Regions from separate parts of the Homo sapiens genome. Here region 1 is linked to region 2. The links are chromatin loops, found by intact Hi-C in ENCODE. Cell type or tissue: CD4-positive, alpha-beta T cell. All regions are shown on one strand. Each heading gives the region's core, and the rest is flanking DNA. Links, peaks and the distances in the headings are about the cores only. Region 1 overlaps LPIN2 (lipin 2). Region 2 has its middle 9.7 kb from the start of TGIF1.

What was found. Peaks named below come from ENCODE experiments on the same cell type or tissue, not always from the same donor. Only the 100,000 strongest peaks of a DNase experiment are listed, where the experiment ranks them.
Region 1: it touches region 2 in a loop (4-fold over the local background); 9 of 110 quality-filtered maps call a loop at or near these places.

What each region holds. Positions count from the first base shown.
Region 1 is chr18:2,956,431-2,966,212 of GRCh38, reverse strand. It overlaps LPIN2 (lipin 2), which reads left to right. Exons shown (of 20, transcript NM_001375808.2): 2 at 5,364-5,564. The coding sequence starts at 5,373. Among named protein-coding and RNA genes, the nearest start is that of LPIN2-AS2, 5.7 kb to the left of the region's middle. RefSeq lists enhancers at 5,796-5,895, 8,080-8,239, 9,115-9,174. In CD4-positive, alpha-beta T cell, for the core only: no CTCF peak of the experiment used is centred there; DNase peaks (open chromatin) are centred at 1,632, 2,962, 5,482, 5,782 and 3 weaker places; H3K4me3 peaks cover 2,292 bases; H3K27ac peaks cover 7,704 bases.
Region 2 is chr18:3,435,535-3,445,316 of GRCh38, reverse strand. It overlaps a transcript of TGIF1 not described here. Among named protein-coding and RNA genes, the nearest start is that of TGIF1, 9.7 kb to the left of the region's middle. In CD4-positive, alpha-beta T cell, for the core only: a CTCF peak has its summit at 3,809 (motif pointing left); a DNase peak (open chromatin) is centred at 3,816.

The DNA.
Region 1 (9,782 bases), core at 1,009-9,008, 480 kb after region 2:
GTAATCTCAACATTTCGGGAAGCCAAGGCAGGTGGATTGCTTGAGCCCAGGAGTTCAAGACCAACCTGGGCAACATGGCAAAACCCCGTCTCTACAAAAAAATACAAGAATTAGCTGGGCATGGTAGCACATTCCTGTAGTCCCAGCTTCTCCGGAGGCCAAGGTGGGAGCATCGCTTGAGCCCAGGAGGCTGAGGTTACAGTGAGCAGAGATCGCACCATTGCAGTCCAGCCTGGGCAACACAGTGAAACCCTGTCTCAAAATGAAAATAAAAGTAAATAGAATGTGTCCATTTTGTGCTGATAATTTATGAATTTTTTTTATTGTTTTTAAACTACCTTTTATCTCTGATTACTCTTTTCCTTAACAAAAGTTATTTTTGATTGAACACATCAAATAATTGAAATAATTTTAAGCAGTTTTTGTAGGAGGGGGATTGGTATTTGAACCTATTTACTGATGCTTTTTTTTTTTTTTTTTTGAGATTGGGAGTCTCACTCTGTCACCCAGGCTGGAGTGCAGTGGCACGATCTCAGCTCACTGCAACCTCTGCCTCCCGGGTTCAAGCGATTCTCCTGCCTCAGCCTCCCGAGTAGCTGGGGCTACAGGCATGTGTCACGATACAGGCCAATTTTTTTGTATTTTTAGTAGAGATGGGGTTTCACCATATTGGCCAGGCTGGTCTTGAACTCCTGACCTCAAGTGATCTACCTGCCTCGGCCTCCCAAAGTGCTGGGATTACAGGCGTGAGCCACCGCGCCTGGCCCATTTTATTTATAAATCCATACTCCATATAGTGATTATTCATTTTAGTTTCTTTGATGCTCAGCAAAAGATGCTAAGCTGATCTTCAAACTTTTGGTGAATAACGAAATCTTGAAAGCTACCATTCATTCCAGTGTGTGTCCTTTTATACCTTAAAATATTTGATAAGAAAAATATGATAGTGGGCACTGTCAAATTTTATGCATGAAGGACTAATTTGGCGTATTGAATTTTATATGCGAAGGGCCATTTGGTCTCTAATAAGTATTGTAGTTGCTTATTTTCTACTGCTTTTTTTTTTCTTCACTTTTTTATTTGAGTAATCAATAAGTACTTCTTTTCCTTCGGAGCTCCCAATACTTAATCTAGCCCATGGGAAGGTACCTAGGCCTAAACAGCACACTGTATATTACATACACTGTGTAGCAGTCAGGCCACATCTGAGCCATTGTGTCTAGCTGTCTTTAAATATCGTTTTTAAAGATGGACATAAATAATTGTCATAAGAGTCAGAGTAGACCCAATCAGTTCACATATTTTAAGGAACAAGAATGCTTAGCCTAGAATAGAAGAGACTCTGATAAATTCTTTGGTGTGTTGTGGTTTCATTTGGAAGAGCGTGGTAATATTCAGTGTGATTTCTAGTGGACATAATAGTTCTCTGACATTTTTATGGACTTCTTGGTAAAGTAGTGAGTCTCTGTCAACTGTAACGATCCCAAAACTGAAATGCAGCATAGCATGCGATGTTTAAGAAGAGACTTGTCTTAGTCAGCTTGGGGTACTGCAGCAGAATACCATAGATGGTATTTGGCTTAAACAACAGACATTTATTTCTTACCATTCTCACAGATCAAAGTGCCAGCCGATTGGGCTCTCTTCCTGGTTTGCAGACTTCTTGCTGTATTCTCACGAGGAAAGGAAAGAGAGCGTGGTCTGGGTCTCTTTCTCCTCTTAGAAGGACACTAATCCATCACATGGAGGCTCCACCCATGTGACCTCATCTAAACCTAATTACTTCCCAAAGGCCCTGTCTCCAAATACCATCACATTGGGCGTCAGGGCTTCAATATATGAATTTGGTGGTGGTGGGGGACAGAGGGAGGTCATAGATATTACTTAACTTTTCTAACCCTCATTTCTTTTTTTTTTTTTTTTTTTTTTTGAGACGGAGTCTTGCTCTGTCACCCAGGCTTGAGTGCAGTGGTGTGATCTCGGCTCACTGCACCCTCCGCTTCCCAGGTTCAAGTGATTCTCCTGCCTCAGCCTCCCAAGTAGCTGGGACTACAGGCGCACGCCATCACGCCCGGCTAATTTTTTGTATTTTTAGTAAAGACGGGCCTTCACCGTGTTGGCCAGGCTGGTCTTGAACTCCTGACTTCAAGTGATCTGCTTGCCTCAGCCTCTCAGAGTGCTGGGATTACAGGCGTGAGCCACTACACCCAGCCTTAATTGTCTTTAAAAATAGAAATAATACCACCTCTAAAGTAGTTCTGAGATAATAATGTATAAGTTTAAGAATTTGGGATGTTACGAGCTTTCAAAAAAAGAGTTGTTTCCAGTGTGATTATTGTTAGAGTATTTCAGAGATGTGTTAGAAGCATTTTTGGTATTTGTTAAAAGAATGGGCTGGATGTATTCTTCTTGTTCCAAGAATCAGCAAGTGCACTTTAATATTTTTATTTATGCCCGTAAGCCTCAAGATAGGGATGCTGCTCTGTGACCATTTTTCATTTCCACATTTTGCTTTTTGTGTGGGCATCTCCAAATGAGCCTGCCTTTCTGGTTAAATATTCTGTCTTTGCTTTTGCTCTTTTTTCTCTGTGACTTCTTGTTTGTTTCTTTCTGCATGGCTCTCCTTTGGTCTCTGTCACTCTCCATTATTTATTTTGTCCTCCCACATTTTCCCTCATCATTCATGATAAAATAGGAGGAATAGTTTATAGTGTGTTATTTTGCTATATTTTTTAAACATTTGGGTTACATCATTGTGTATCTTTTCTGCTGCTGGTTCAGAGTGTGGCTTTCCCAGGTGTTGACCAGGACAGGTCTGACTTGGTTCTTATTGTGTAGCTATGCTGGGCTAGCATGTAGGAATAAGGTATATGGCACTAGATTCTGCTTCAAGAGCAGGCTGTTTAACATATCCCTCATGCCTATGACGAACAACTGCATTTCCTCCAGACGTAACTAACGGTGAGGAAGCCTCTTTCCCCAGCTCTGTTGGGGTGACCCTTCTAGCAGACAGCTGCTCATCATACCCAGGGTGTAGCATGTTAAGCTACAGGCCTCCCTTTACTTTTGTTTTACCAGCCTTCACAATATAAATGTCATTGTTTCATTATCTGTCAAGAGAAAACCAGTTATTTGACAACCTGTATTTTTCTACATTTAGCAACTGGCATTTACACATTAGGTTTTCCCATATAACAGCACATCCCTTAACCATGGTAGTTAAAATAATCTTGAATAGGTACGGTTACACTTAATTATGAATTTTATGCTGTAGTTGATGGAAGCTTGTTACACATTTATGTTTATAAGACTTGTTTGTGGCTGAATGTCAATGCTTAAAAGTTAGCATTTTTTTGTTTATTTTAAGAAAAGGTCTAACATGTTTTTTTTTTCTTGTAATAAAATTCATTTTAACATTGCCACCACCATTCAAGCAGTAATACCAAGATTGACTGCTTGGATGCTGTTTAATTCATGTGTGTGCCATGTAGGTAAAAAGCATGTTGTGAATATGCATTACCTACAGAATATGAAAAGGATGCATGAGATCTAGCTGTGTTATTTTTTAGAACCACATGTGAATCTACAGTGACCTCAAAATAGGAATTTAATTATTAAAAACATAATGGGATGTTATATGAATATTTTGATGAAACACTATTTCCTCCCCACACTTTTTTTTTATGTTTCTTATTTTTTTAGTCTCATTTATTACTAGTTCATTTGTTCATTCATTCAATAAATGATTATTGAGCACTTGATACATGCTTAATTTGGTTTAGCTATTGAGGTCAAATCAATTATTCCAAAACCATCACCAGATTATAATTGTTTGATATCACATAAAGGATGTCATCTTATTTTGTTATTTAGGAGTAAGTTTTGCAGCACAAGCGTTTTCCAGCTTTTCTATGGGTGCATTTAAGGGCCTTGGTAACATTAGTTTTAAAATATTTTAAAAATTTCTTCCAGGGTAAAATTATCATGGCGATGCTTCATGGTGTAGAACTGATGGGCCTTGATTACACATTCATCCGCGTGTAGGAACAGGAAACAATTTAGAATCAGGGCTCTGCCGTGGCCACTCATCTGTGAAGAGCAGAGTGAATTTCTGTGCAGGCAGATATCCTGGAGGCCCCTGAGTTTTCCCAAGAAGACAGCATTCTTTCTCCCAGTTCAGTTTTGGACTCACTTGGCAACACAGAACATGATCTCTGAAACTTTTCAGAGCATGGACCTTTAAGCTCAAGGCAGCCTCCAAGCTGGGTGTAGAGAAACCACGAGCTGCTTATGGCAGACAGCCTGGAGAGCAGTCAGTCAGTCCTGTGGTTGGGTGAAAGTTGGCCTCTGAATTAGCTGGAGCATTGGAGGGGCTCTTGGTTACTCTCTGTCATTCCAGTCCCCAGAATGGCTTTCACTGAATTGTGCTTTGGCATAATATTAGGGGTGTCAGCATCTAATGAATAAAATGTGGGGGTGTATTCAGTAGCTGGAAGTAAAATCTGACATTAGGACTGAAGGGGGGGATTTGGTTTTTATTAGTGGAAAAGTTGGGGATGGGGCCAAGGCAATAAAGCCACCCCTGGCTTTAGCTGTACTTCCTCTCCTTTGAGCCTTTCTGGAGAACTCCTTGCAGACCTTTTGATTGTGATTTGAATAGTGAATTGAGGTTGAGGAACAAGAGTAAAACCCTTTTCTGTGCTTTGAACTTTGTAGAACTTGATTGCATGTTCCAGTTAGTTATATTGAGTCATTGAAGGGATTTTTCCGTAGAAGTAATGTTATAAATGGGCTAGGCTCAGGCAGACTTGCCAGAGTTTATTTAATCTAGCATGTGTCCGAACCATACTATTCTGGTAATAATAGTTCCTTACAAAATGTAGCTCTCACTAATTTATTACATTGGTTCTGTTGGAAGATGAATCTCTGGTTTCTCCCGGGGATGATGTTTGTTTTTTCTGTTTGGCTGCTATGGCCAAAGTGGATGCAGTAGCCGCAGGTTCCAAAGGGTCTTGGGCAGGAGGTCAGGGTTCTTTGGTGATTCTGTGCTGATCCTGAACTTTGGGGAAAAAGTCCCTAATGGCAGTCAGTACTATCCAGGTTGCTGAGAAAGGAAAGGGAATGCCTCAGGCCCTGGCTGGAGCAGCCTCTCAGATACAAAGGAGAATAGTCTCGGGAGGTCCGTGTGTGGAAATGCGTAGAAACAATGGTAGCATGAGACTGTTAGGTTGAAAATTAATAAGGCTAATGATATGAAATCTGGCATACAAGTGAGTAGTGTCATTTTTGTTACGACTGTTATTTCTTTGTCAATAGATCACAAATTTAGTGTTAACATCTCATCTAATTTTTGTTTCTTGTAGTCTCAAACCATGAATTATGTGGGACAGCTGGCTGGGCAGGTGATTGTCACTGTGAAGGAACTCTACAAGGGCATTAACCAGGCCACCCTCTCTGGGTGCATTGATGTCATCGTGGTACAGCAGCAGGATGGCAGCTATCAGTGTTCACCTTTTCACGTTCGGTTTGGAAAGCTGGGAGTCCTGAGATCCAAAGAGAAAGTGGTGAGTGTCCTCAAGGAGAGGAAAAGTCATCCTGAGATTCAAAGAGAAAGTGAGTGAGTGTCCTCAAGGAGTAGAAAAGTCATCCTCTATGAATAAATCGCTATTGTGAGTTTTCTAGGCCTTTTTTTTTTTTTAACCTGAATGATGTTGAGACAATGTTACGAGAAGTCAACCTTTATGTATTGCTTTTGAAGTTACTTTGAAAACCACAAAGCTCGACTGCAGAAGTCTCTTCAAGGGAAAGGGAAACTGAAAATTATTATAATAATCTTACATGTTGCAACTCAGAAAAGCAAAACAGAAACTAGATGGGGGAACTTAGACATATTTAGAAAAAGAAAAATTTCCTTTACCTTATATAGTATTTTTAAATACTTAGGCTAATACCTTCATACTAATTGTAAATGGAATAGGTGGGTATAATCAAGAACACACACACACACACACACACACACACACACACACACACACACATTTTTGAGTCGGAGTCTCGCTTTGCTGTCCAGGCTGGAGTACAGCGGTGTGATCTTGGCTCACTGCAACCTCCGCCTCCCAGGTTCAAGCGATTCTCCTGCCTCAGCCTCCCAAGTGCCTGGGATTACAGGCACGTGCAACCATGCCCCCCTAATTTTTTGTATTTTTAGTAGAGACGGGGTTTCACCTTGTTGGCTAGGCTGGTCTCGAACTCCTGACCTCAAGTGATCCACCGGCTTCGGCCTCGGCCTCCCAAAGTTCTGGGATTACAGGTGTAGAGCCACCGCACCTGGCCATATTTTTTTTTTTAAAGGAAATTAATTAATGCCACATTTTGTTTGTTTTGACAAAGCTGTAAAAACTTTTGTAATCTAAATTCTGTTGTTGATACCAGGACTTGTCCCCATATTTGACTGAAATGCTAACCAACAGACCATAGGCTGGTTGACTTTTGTTTGTTTTAGGGAAGATTCATTCAGGAAGAAGATATTTGTGTAGGTTTTTCTTATCCTCTTCAGGTTATGGAGCAGCTGGAAGTTTTGCTAGTATATCTGATGTCAATCAAATTAGAAAACAGAGCTAGTAATAACACTTGGCAGGTACACAGATTTCTCTTTCTATTCTTGCCTCGCAGTATCTACTTAAATAACATAGAAAGGCTTTGTCAACATTTTAAAGCACAACAAAAGAGCCTCACCATTTTCTGGCACAGACCTAAAAGTATGTGGTAGAGGACCACTGGTGTAAGTCGAAAACATTTATTTTCAGCTTTTTGCTATTTTATATAGCTGAGCTTTAAATAGAAATTTCCCTCTATTTAATTAAACTTAAATGTTATTTTGAGAGTGAAAGAAAATGGATTTCACAAAACTAGATATTCTTTTTCTTTTTTTCCTCCAGGAAAAACATCTCATTTCTAGGTATTACAAAATCAGTTTCCACTGGAGAACCACATTTCAGGGTAGCAGGGCTTGTGTGGTCTGGCCTCTGTTCAGAGTCACCCTTTAGAAAGCAAAAGCAGTTGCAGTTTACTTAGGGACTTAGAAACTTTCCATTGCAAAACAGTGTTATTTAGCCATAGTTTAGGTTCTCTGAAATTTTTTCTTTCTTTGTGGTAACACCAATAGTACTTTCAGACTGGACCTGTTCTGGGGGAATTGGCAACAAACTGAAATTTCCCATTAGTTGTGTATGGATCTATTGTAAAACTGCTGATAAGGTATCATCATCATTATTTTTTTTTTTTGCTGAGATTGTTTTTTATCACATTGGATCAGTGTCTGGCCTTTCAAAATGGAACCTGAAGGCAGATGTATTTATAAGCATGTATGCATCTGTAAATGGTGACCAAGTAGATAAAACACCTTTTCCTGCTTGCTGTGTGCCTCTAATTTAGGAAATAATACAATTCCTGTGCAAAAGCTACACAATCGTTGTGTTACTATCTTGTCAAAACGTTGCATTTTTAATAGGAATGTACTCATGAGACACAGGAAAAGAGAATTTTTTTCCTCCTACTCCCTTAGTATCTCAGAAACCCAAAGAATATGTTTGGGAGGAAATTTGGCCATTTGATTTACCAAAACAGCTTTCCTGTGAGAAAACTGAAAAACTGTGAGAGTAAAACTGAAATCATGCCTACTTTGAGATACACTGGCAATTTGCATTAACTATTTGTCTTATTTTAAGTCAGTTTGGGTTAGGGAAAGCTGGCCATTGATGTGAAAGTAAGACCCCAAATTTTCAAATACGGGTGTACCTATGAAGTGAATTTGAAATCATGACCACCTTAAAACCACTGTTTAGAGAGATGTAGTATAATAATTTTCCCACTGCCATTGATACGTAATTGTTTGGTAGAACAGCAGTACTCCCAGTAAATTTAGTAACTTAGGAGTTTACTTTTAGAAGGTAAATGTGTACTTGATATTTTAAAATTTATTGATATCAGAAAAAGCTGATTACTTGATTATTTATAAAAGTTTTTTTTTCTTTTTTCTGTTTTTTTTTTTTGTTGTTTTTTTTTTTTTTTTGAGATGGAGTCTCGCTTTGTCGCCCAAGCTGGAGTGCAGTGGGGCGATCTCTGCTCACTGCAACTTCCGCCTCCCTGATTCAAGCGTTTCTCCTGCCTCAGCCTCCCGAGTAGCTGGGATTATAGGCGCGTGCTACCACGCCTGGCTGCTTTTTGTGTTTTTAGTAGAGATGGGGTTTCTCCATGTTGGCTAGGATTACCTGATCTCAGGTAATCCACCCGCCTTGGCCTCCCAAAGTGCTGGGATTACAGGTGTGAGCCACCACGCCTGGTCAGATTATTTATCAAAGTTAAATAACCCAGTGTATTAAAACTATTTTCATTGCTGATAACAGAAATTTACCCTCTACTAGCTTAGGCAAAAAAGCTTGCTGTCAGAATTCCCTTTTTCTTTCCCCACCTCTGCTCTCTGCTTCCACTTCTGTTTTCTCTCTAATGTAAAATGGCCACCAATACCTCCAGGCTCACAATCTGTTAACTCATCAATCCCAGTGGAGAGAGAGCTTCCTACAGAAGTATCAGTATTTAGTCTCCCTGTCAAAGGAACGGACATATCTCTGGGACCAGTTTCTGTAGCTGGGAAAGAGATATATTTATTGGCTTGGACAACAGCCCACCTCTACTCCCTAAAGCCACACCAGAAATACAGGTTGAGTATCCCTTATCTGAAATGCTTGGGACCAGAGCATTTTGGATTTCATTTTTTTCATTTTTTGGAATATTTACACTATACTTACTGGTTGAGCATCCCAAATCTGAAAATCTGACGTCTGAAGTGCTCCAGTGAGCATTATCTTTGAGTGTCATGTAAATGCTCAAGAAGTTTCAGATTTTTGAGCATTTTTAGATTTCAGATTTTTGGATTTGAGACACTCAGCTTGTATATGATTTGAAACAGGATGAATAGACTCCCAAAAGACATTTGAGATATTCTTACCCAAAGAGTGGTAAGCTAGTTCAAAAGTCTAGTACATCGACTGTTTCTCAGAGATACCAGTTTCATTTCAGCATCTTAGTCCTATATTATGTTCAGCACAATTAAGCCACAGTGTAAGAAGTAAGACTATATGGAAATGAGGGGTTATTTTTAAAACTGTTTTACTAGAATTTCATACATCAAATTAGTGTCCTTTTTAAAATAATCACGTTGGTGGGAAGAATTTGTTCCAACTTGGTGTTCTCTCAAAATATTTTTAAAACCTTTGTGTTGTTGTTGCCTGAAGAGTTCACAGCATATTCTTTTAAGTATTGCCAATATTAGCATAATTTGATGTTAGGTTTAATTTTTGGAAAGACCAAACTCCATTTAAAGTCACACAAAGATGATAAGTAGTCACATTGAGAAATGTCATACTTGATCTCTAAAAGTAAGGGCTGTGAAGTGTTAATTTTTCTGAGATAGTGTATGAATAGTTTAGAGTCTGAATTTGCATGTTAAAGAAGCATTCTTCTATTTTCCCAGCTACACTGTTTAAATGGATAGCCTCCAAAAATGAAATTAGTTGCTCAGATTGTCCCAGTTTGACTGTTAGTGTATGTCCTTCAAGTTGAGTTCCTTTGAAATGCTCCCATCAGTTTTTGAACCCTTCCTTCCTGGTACCAGAAGGTGTTCCAGAAGAAGCTACTTTCCCTGCCTCAGCTCTGGCATTAATTATTTTACGCCAGTTCCTTTTATTGAAGAATAGTATTTACGAACAAAGATCTGCTTATTA
Region 2 (9,782 bases), core at 537-8,536:
CACAAAGGCAATGGGTTTTCCATTGTTACTTGTTCCCAAGTCCCCTCTGCCCGGGATGTTCCTTCACCACTTGTTGATCCTCTGGCAGTTTCTCACCAGTCAAGGCTAGGCCTAAATGTTACTTCTTAGAGGAGTCTTCGCTGATCACCTGACCTAAATTAGGTAGCCCCGCTGCCATCGTGTGGCTCAGGAGTTCTCAACCACAGCCCTATTGACGTTTGGGGCTGGATCATTCTTTCTTGTGGGGCTGTCCTGTGCATTGTAGGATATTTAGTGACATCCCTGGACACTAACCAGTGTGTGCCAGTGGCATCCTTCCCCCAAGCTGTGACAAACACAGATGTCTCCATATGTTGGCAGATGTTCCATGGGGATAGAAATCCCCATGGGGAGGAGGATCACCCCTGGTTCAGAACCACAAATCTAGCTCAATCCTTTATTTCTTCCATAACATCACAGTTTTCAATTATTTTGCTTACTTGACTGTTGGCTTGGTTTTTTCCCTCTGACCTCCCACTCAAATGTATGTTCATTATTAAATCTTTTTTTAAATTTGTTTTGTTTTTTTATTTTTAAAAAATTTTCATTATTAAATATTTATGCACTTAAGTGAACCGAGATCGCACCACTGTACTCAAGCCTGGGTGACAGAGTGAGACTCCGTCTCAAAAACAACAACAACAAAAAACAAAAACAAACAAAACCTTTATGTACTTAATACAGTGCCTAACACATCATAGGTACCCAATATTTATCAAATGAATAATGCATGAAAGTGAGACTATATGGGAGCTAAATGATAAGAACTTACGAACACAAAGAAGGAAACATCAGACACTGGGGTTTACTTGAGTGAGGAGGGTGGGAGGAGGGAGAGGAGCAGAAATTTTGGGTACTGGGCTTATCTGGATGATGAAATAATATGTACAACAAACCCTGTGACATGTTTTCTTATTTAAGAAACCTTCACATGTACCACCAAATGTAAATTAAAGTTAAAAAATTTTAAAAAGACAAAAAAAAAAAAAAAGAAAAGAAAGTGAGACTATAAGAATAATTTAAAATAAGAATACAGGCCGGGTGCAATGGTTCATGCCTGTAATCCCAGCATTTTGGGAGGCTGAGGCAGGTGGATCATGAGGTCAGGACCTCGAGACCAGCCTGGCCCATATGGTGAAACCCGTCTGTACTAAAAATACAAAAATTAGCTGGGCATGGTGGCACAGTGGTGGCACGCGCCTGTAGTCCCAGCTGCTCGGTAGGCTGAGGCAGGAGAATCGTTTGAACCCGGGAGGTGGAGGTTGCAGTGAGCCGAGATCGTGCCACTGCAGTCCAGCCTGGGTGAAAGAGCTAGACTCCGTCTCAAAAAAAAAAAAAAAAGAAAGAATACAATCATTTATTGTATACAGCATGCCAGGCAGTATGCAAATACTTTCCTTCTTTTATTTTATTTACTACTTAAAACAACCCTAAGAAGTACTCATGGCCAGGTACAGTGGCTCATGTCTGTAATCCCAGCACTTTGGGAGGCCAAGGCGGGCAGATCATCTGAGGTCAGGAGTTCGAGACCAGCCTGGCCAACATGGTGAAACCCCATGGTGAATTCAAGTGAATTTCAAGTGAATTCGTGAGGCACGAGAATTCACTTGAACCTGGGAGGTGGAGTGAGCCGAGATTGCGCCATTGCACTCCAGCCTGGGTAACAGAACGAAATTACATCTCAAAAAAAAAGTTCTCATTATTATTATTTTCATATTATATTGGCTGGGCTTCGTGGTATACACCTGTAGTGCACAGAGTTAGAGCCTGCAGAGCCTGGAAGTTCAAGGCTGCAGTGAGCTATATTGCACCACTGTTGTCCAGTCTGGGAGACAAGAGCGAAACCCTATCTGGAAAAAAAAAAAAAGTATTATTATCCCCACCTTACAGATGAAGAAGTTGTAGTCTGTGGGAGTTAATTAATTTATCCTGCCAGTATAACCCATGAGCCAATAATCTAAACAATACTAATATTCTGCAATTTGCTTTTTCATTTATTTTCTTAGTAATGAGCATTTAATTGTTTCCAATGTGTAACTCAGCACAAAAAGATAGTGCAATTACATTTGAAATATTTAACAACTGATAGAATACGCGCATCAGCCAATTAGAAGAGCCCCTTCTGATTGTGTACTGGGGCATACTGATAATGAACCGGCTGGGCCCAACAGAATGTTAGTTTGTATGCAGATCTTTTGGGGCTTCTGTGAGCATATCTGTAGGAGTTTCTGGGAGGTGGAATAGCTGCATCAAAACGTGTTTCATTCAGAATTTTGATAGATATTGCCAAATTGCCTCCAAATGATCTTACCTATTTAAAATCTCACCAAAGTTATGTGAGATCTCTTTCTTTGTGCCCTCACTAACGCTGAATATTATCAATCAATTTCCTATTTGTCTATCTCCCAGGTAAGTAAATGGAACCAAATGTTTTTATTGTTCACATTTCTTTGAGAGGGTGAGCCCATTTTTGTGTATGTATTAGTCATTTTTATTTCTTCTTCTTGCTTATTCATAACATTATTTTTTAAAGATTTTTTATTTATTTAATAAAAGTAGAGATGCGGTCTCACTATGTTGCCCAGGCTGGTCTTGAACTCCTTGGTTTCAAGGGATCCTCCCATCTCAGTCTCCCAAAGTGCTTGGATTACAAGTTGAGCTACTGCACAATCCTGTTCATAACTTTTGCCAACTTTTCTATTGTATTGATTTTTTTTGTATATTCTTTTTTCTTTTCTTTTTAAAATGATAAGTAAGGGACAGCCTATTTTTGTATTAGCTTAAAAGCTCATCTGACAAAGAGCAAAAAGCAGTGAACTAATATTATAAATGCAAGAAGGCAATGTGTCCCCATTTGTTTAAAAAAAAATCATTGGACTAAGTACTATATTTATATTATAAAAGACCTTCAGAATACTGTACCAGTTTTTAACTTATTCCTTTTCTTTCCATTAAAGGGCTAATTCATCCACATTTCCATTTATCACAGTTACTTCTTCCCAAAGCTCTAGAGTAGCCATTTATAATAGCAATAAAATGATGAAATATCTAGGAATAAAATTGACAGAAATTTCTGCAAGTTTTATAAAGAAAACTTTAAAACCCTACTGAGAGACATAAAGGAAGACAAGTAAAATAAAAGACAACTTATTCTTTCTAGCAAGATCCAATAGTGAAAGTTATATAAAGATGTTTATTCTCCCCAAATCAGTCTTTAAATTCAAAGTGATTTTCATTAAAATACCAACAGGGCTTTCTTTTTCTTTTTAATTGATGAAACAATGCCACAGTTCATTGAAATTAAAACCTCACAGCAGCTGGGGAAATTCTGAAAGAGAAGAGCTGGTATAGGGGAACACTGGGGAAGCCTTCCAAATATTAAAGCATATTTTGAAGTCTATAATTTAAATGTAAAAGTTTTATGCTGGAGAAATAATAAAGAAGAAACAATAAGGAGGCAGATTAGAATATAATGGGGATTTAGATTTTGGCAAAGGTGGCTTTTCATATCAGAGATAAATTGAATTGGGATAATTGACTACCTTCGGTTAAAAAAATAAAGCTAAATCTCCATTTCACTCCCTTAACATAAGTACAATTCATCTGAATGAAATGTAAAAGTAATTTAAAATGCACCTATGTATATTCTAGAATAGTGGTTCTCAAAGCAGGGTGTGTATGTGGCAATTTTTCCTTCCAGGGAACATTTGACAATGTCGGGAGACATGTTTGGTGACTGCAGCTGGAGAGGAGGTGTTGCTACTGGCATCTAGTGGATAGAGACCAGGGATGCTGCCCAACATTCTACCACGCACACCACAGCCCCCACACCAAGAATTCTCCTGTTCAAAATGTCAGTAGTGCCAAGGGTGAAACACACACTTCTAGAAGAAAGCATGAGTAAATGTATGATCTTGGAGTGGGGAAGGCCTTTCTAACCAGAGCACAAAATCAAGAAATGATGAGATATAAATGTTTATAAGTACTTTGTTTCTTAGAAAGAATTTATGTTTAAGGAAAAATTGTATAAAATTTTCAAAAGCTAAGAAACTTGGAAAAATAGTTGTAGCACATTCAGGCATAAGCCCAATTGACTTAATTCATGAAGGGCTTATACAAACCGTAGAAAAGAAAAACTCTGTGTTTAAAAAGTTGGACAGCCTGTAGATTTGTATTTTACCTAAAAAGGAATCCAGATAACCAAAAAACATGGAGGGGGGGACATGAAAACTTTGTTTTTCTGTCATTACAACAATAAAGTAAATCAGACTGAACTGACATGGAAAGATTATTAATAGATGTTAAGTTGTTTTATTTAAAAGCCAGGTATAGAACTCTACAATATTATCCCTTTTGCATAAAATTTTTGTATGCCTGTATTTTTCTGGAAGGATAAGTGTAGAAAGATTAACAGTTACTACCTTTGGAGTGATGTAAGTGTGGAGAGGAAGACACCAGCCCAATCTTAGACTGACTCAGGGAGCCTACATCCGTTTTTAACAACTAAATAATAGTCCATTGTAACTATGGATATAATTTATGTACCAATGCCCAATTATCGGACATTTACGTTTCGTTCTCATTTGTGTTAAAGGAGATTTTTCACAAATCTTGTATAAAAACCTGAGCAGGCATCTGAAATGGGACACAGTTGTGTTTAGACTGGGGAAGGCCTTTCTAATCGGGGCGGAAAGTGGTAAGTTGAAGTCAGTGTCTGGAGTCCAAGAGCCATTAGTGGTTAATCATCAGCAAATGTGAATAACCCCTAATGACACTCTGGGAGCCAACTATTCATTGCCTTTTACAAGAAATAAGAACAAATACTGTCAAACCATTTACCAACCCAAATGGCTTTGGATTTGGATGACCAAATCTGCAAAACTGGAAATGTTAATCCTAATGCAGGTAATTTTTTTTTTTTTTTTGGAGAAAGAGTCTTGCTCTGTCACCCAGGTTGGAGTGCAGTGGCACGATATCGGCTCACTTGCAACCTCTGCCTCCCAGGTTCAAGCGATTCTCCTGCCTCAGCCTCCCAAGTAATGAGGAATACAGGCATGAACCACCATGTTTGGCTAATTTTTGTATTTTTAGTAGAGACCGGGTTTTGCCATGTTGGCCAGCCTGGTCTCAAACTTCTGACCTCAAGGGATCTGCTCTCCTCAGCCTCCCAAAGTGCGGGGTTACAGAGTAGACTAGTAGAGCTCCTTTTCAAGGGTGAAATAAATGTCTAAATCAGTACTTTTTTTTTTTTTTCTTTGAGACAGGGTCTTCCTCTGTTGCCCAAGCTGGAGTGCAGTGGTTCGATCTTGGCTCACTGCAACCTCCACCTCCTGGGCTCAGGTGATTCTCTCACCTCAGCCTCCCTAATAGCTGGGACCAAAGGCGCCCACGACAACGCCTGGCTGATTTTTGTATTTTTTTTAGAGACCGGGTTTCACTACGTTGCCCAGTCTGGTCTTGAACTCCTGGGCTCAATCTATCCGCCCACCTTGGCTTCCCCAAGTGCTGGGATTACAGGCATGAGGTGCCACGCCTGGCCCCATTCCTATTTTTCTTTTCTCCTTTCCCTGAGACAGGCAACAATTCACACACGTCTACTAGTCCTGAATAAATTTTATTTTAAAAAAATCTTTAGAGCTGGGCACGATGGCTCATGCCTGTAATCCCAGCACTTTGGGAGGCTGAGGCGGGCGAATCACCTGAGGTTGGGAGTTCAAGGCCAGCCTGACCAAAATGGAGAAATCCCATCTCTACTAAAAATACAAAATTAGCCAAGCATGGTGGAGCATGCCAGTAATCCCAGCTAATCGGGTGGCTGAGGCAGGAGAATCGCTTGAACCTGGGAGGAGGTTGCGGTGAGCCGAGATCTGCCACTGTACTCCAACCTGGGCAATAGAGCAAGACTCCGTCTCAAAAAAAAAAAAAAATTAAAATAGTGAGGTGACTTCAGAAACAAGGACTCTGTTGTGTCCAGAGTGTTTTTGTTTGTTTTGCTTTTTTTACTTTTGATTATGGAAAATTTTAAATATATCCAATAGTGAGGAGATCCTAGTGTAATAAATCCCCAAAGAACCATCACCCAGCTTCAACAATGATCAATTCATGACCCATCTAGTGTCACCTTCTCCCTTACACACTTCGTCTTCACCTATATTACTTTAAAGCAAATTCCAGACATCATATGTCTTCTGGATAAGCTCTCATAGTGAATGATCCTGCTTGCCTGATCAGTAACTCCTTATTCCTCGGTCTAAATGATTTGTTTACTAATGGGGCCAAGTAGTCCCAGAATTATGCTCTATTGTCTTTTTCTTTCTAGCTATTTATATTCCTATGTTTATACAATTTCTTCTTGTCAGAGAGAACAATTCCATTTTATTTTTAGATGGAACTTTAATGCTTTTAGTTCTACTAGCTTATTTTAGACCAATCACAGAAGGAAAACTTCTCTTCTGGATAGTCCTACTCTCAAATATTTATTTCCACTTCTGTTTGCACCGGTCAGACTACGCGCCTTGATTTTTTTTGGTTCAGGAAACATGTTCACCAAATCAGTATCTCACTTTGAGATCTCCAGGAACATTGTTTTACTTTATTGACTAGACAAAATTAACTTTTAGAAAAAGTAATGGCTAATGATTTCCTTCTCGTGTGTGTGTGTGTGTGTGTGTGTGTGTGTGTTTGTGTGTATGAAATGATGGGAATGGAAGATGGGGGGTGAAGTCTAGAAGGACTTGATACATCCAACATGGAGCTGTTTTTAGCCAGCACAGCCAGATGGTGACATAGAAACACAAACAGCCATATTACAAAGTTTTAAAACATAACATTCTGACCTTTAGGTTTGAAAAAAGTAGGAGAATTTCAGGTAACTTATCTGCATGCTTGTCCTCCCTCCCTCACCTTCTCTCTCTTCTCCCATCTCTCATAACTCTTGCACACATGACCCTTCACTGCAAGTCACACATCTGTAATTTGTGACTAAATATTTTTTGCTTCACGAGAATCCCATTTGGTTTTAAAAACTAAACCAACTTTTTCAAAAGCAGGGTCTAGATTGCTTGACTTAGGTTCACTGCGCTTTCAACTAATAAAATGATATATTGATTCTATCAGCTTCTTTATGGAAAAAAAATACAACAACAACCTACACTAACTTCTATTTAATTAGTCACTTGTCACTTTTTTTTTTTGAGACGGACTTTCGCTCTTGTCACCCAGGTTGGAGTTCAATGGCGTGATCTCGGCTCACTGCAACCTCTGCCTCCCGGGTTCAAGCGATTCTCCTGCCTCAGTCTCCCAAGTGGCTGGGATTACAAGCGTGCACCACCACACCTGGCTAATTTTTGTATTTTTAGTAGAGATGGGGTTTCACCATGTTGGCCAGGCTGGTCTCGAACTCCCGACCTCAGGTGATCCGCCTGCCTTGGCCTCCCAAAGTGCTGGGATTACAGGCATGAGCCACCGTGCCCGGCCACTTGTCACTTCTTGTCTGATCACAAAATGCATTTTCCAAGGGGATTAGTGATTCTATAACCATATGTGCTTTGACTTCTGTCATCATTTTGCTGAGTTTCCAAGAAGCATCTCTTTGAACCACCACCCCCAGCCAGAAATACAAGCCCTTCCGTGTAGCTTTGAAATACAATTAACAAATAACCTCTGTTTTTCATACGAAAATTGCTGTTTAGAAAAAAGCTTTCTCTCTAATATAACTTCAATATACACTTTCTGTTCCCATTTCTCCCTCACCCACTCCCAAAATACATCACTTATTATTTTGCAAATGGTAATCATTAAAAATGCAAAATAAATTTTAGTCCAGGAGAAAAATAATATAAATTATGTATTGTTGGACTTCAAGATAGGTAAAGGTTTAATTAATTTACTGCTAGGAAATCCTTATCTGGTAACAGGTGGCCTAAGCTAGAAACAAGAAAACGTATACAGGAATGGAACGTTTACACTCATTCCTCATTGATTATCTGCAGGATAAGAATGCAGATCCCCCATGCTCGCACACCTCCACACACAGAGAAGTCATGTCAACTATCGATTGTTCTTGAAAAATACAGTTGAGAAGGTTTGGAGGATGTGCAAAAAGAGTTGGCACTCTTTTTTCTGGGTAAATAAAATTGAGGGTTTATTTTATTTTATTATTATTATTATTTTTGAGATGGAGTCCTGCGCTGTCACCCAGGTTGGAGTGCAGTGGCGCAATCTCGGCTCACTGCAACTTCTGCCTCCTGGGGTCAGGCCATTCTCGTGCCTCAGCCTCCCGAGTAGCTGGGATTACAGGCATGAGCCACCAGGCCTGGCTAATTTTTGTATTTTTAGTAGAGATGGAGTTTCACCATGTTGGCCAGGCTGGTCTTGAACTCCTGACCTGGAATGATCCACCCACCTCGGCCTCCCAGAGTGCTGGAATTACAGGTGTGAGCCACCAAACCCAGCCCTCTTTTTTTGAGTCTCCCTCTATCTCCCAGGCTGGAGTGCAGTGGCACCATCTTGGCTCACTGGAACCTCCACTTCCCGGGTTCAAGAGATTCTCCTGCCTCAGCCTCCTGGGTAGCTGGGACTACAGGAGTGCGACACCACAACCGGCTAATTTTTGTATTTTTAGTAGAGACGGGCTTTCACCACGTTGGCCAGGCTGGTCTCGAACTCCTGACCTCAGGTGATCCACCTGCCTCAGCCTCCCAAAGTGCTGGAATTACAGGCATGAGCCACCATGCCCGGCTACATTCAGGGCTTCTTTTATTTAATCTGGGGCCTATAGATTTACATTCTAACCTACATCCACTCCAGACATTATTTGAATGTTCACAGAAACAAAGCAAAACACAAATTAAAATTTTGTGCCTCTCTTCTGGGATTCAGCTTCATCTGCTGGATAAAGTTTGACTATTTGTCAGCCAAAATGTAAATAATGCTTATGCCCAAGTTGTGGGATTATGGCTCTTCACTGTTTTTAGCCTTTTGCAAGTTTTCTGCAATTAGCTGGTACTGTCTTACTTTTATCATCATAAAAAGCAATAGGCATTATTTTTTAAGTTAATAAAAAAAGTTGCTGAAATAGTGATATTCTCACTTGACAAATATTGACAAATATTCCTGAGGGCTCACTATGTGTGAAGTATTAACCTTGCTGGTGTGAAAATAAGTAAACAAAGAATAAAAGAGGAACGTGCTCAGGCGTTCAGAGGAAGAGAAAAAATGAGTAGCTTGGGAATTTCAAAAATCGAAGGAAGGCCAGGTGCACTGGCTCACGCCTGTAATCCCAGAAACTCAGGTGGCAGAGAGACAGGAAGATCGTTTGAGCCCAGGAGTTCGAGACTGTTATGAACTATGATCATGCCACTGCACTCCAGCCTGGGTGACAGAGTGAGACCTTGTCCCTAAATATATATACATATATATTTAGTCCTCCTTTATCACAAACCCTTACCAACTAGTTTGGGGAAAAGGAGACCTTTTGTTCACAGCTAGTGAGAGAGCAACTCATCAATGCATATGCAAAGTTTTGAAAATGCGTACATTCTGTGGCCGAGCAATTATTGGGGATTTATTCTAAAGTTTGGGAGTCTAACTTGACAGCTACAGAAGGAATAGCAAAAGGGAAACCTCAAAAGATACACTGAGGTCAAGTTACTAGATTGAGATGGGATCAGTGCCTTATTCTATAAGAAATGATGACTATGTGGCAACAGTTGAGGAAGATGAAGTTTGCAATTTTCTCCAGA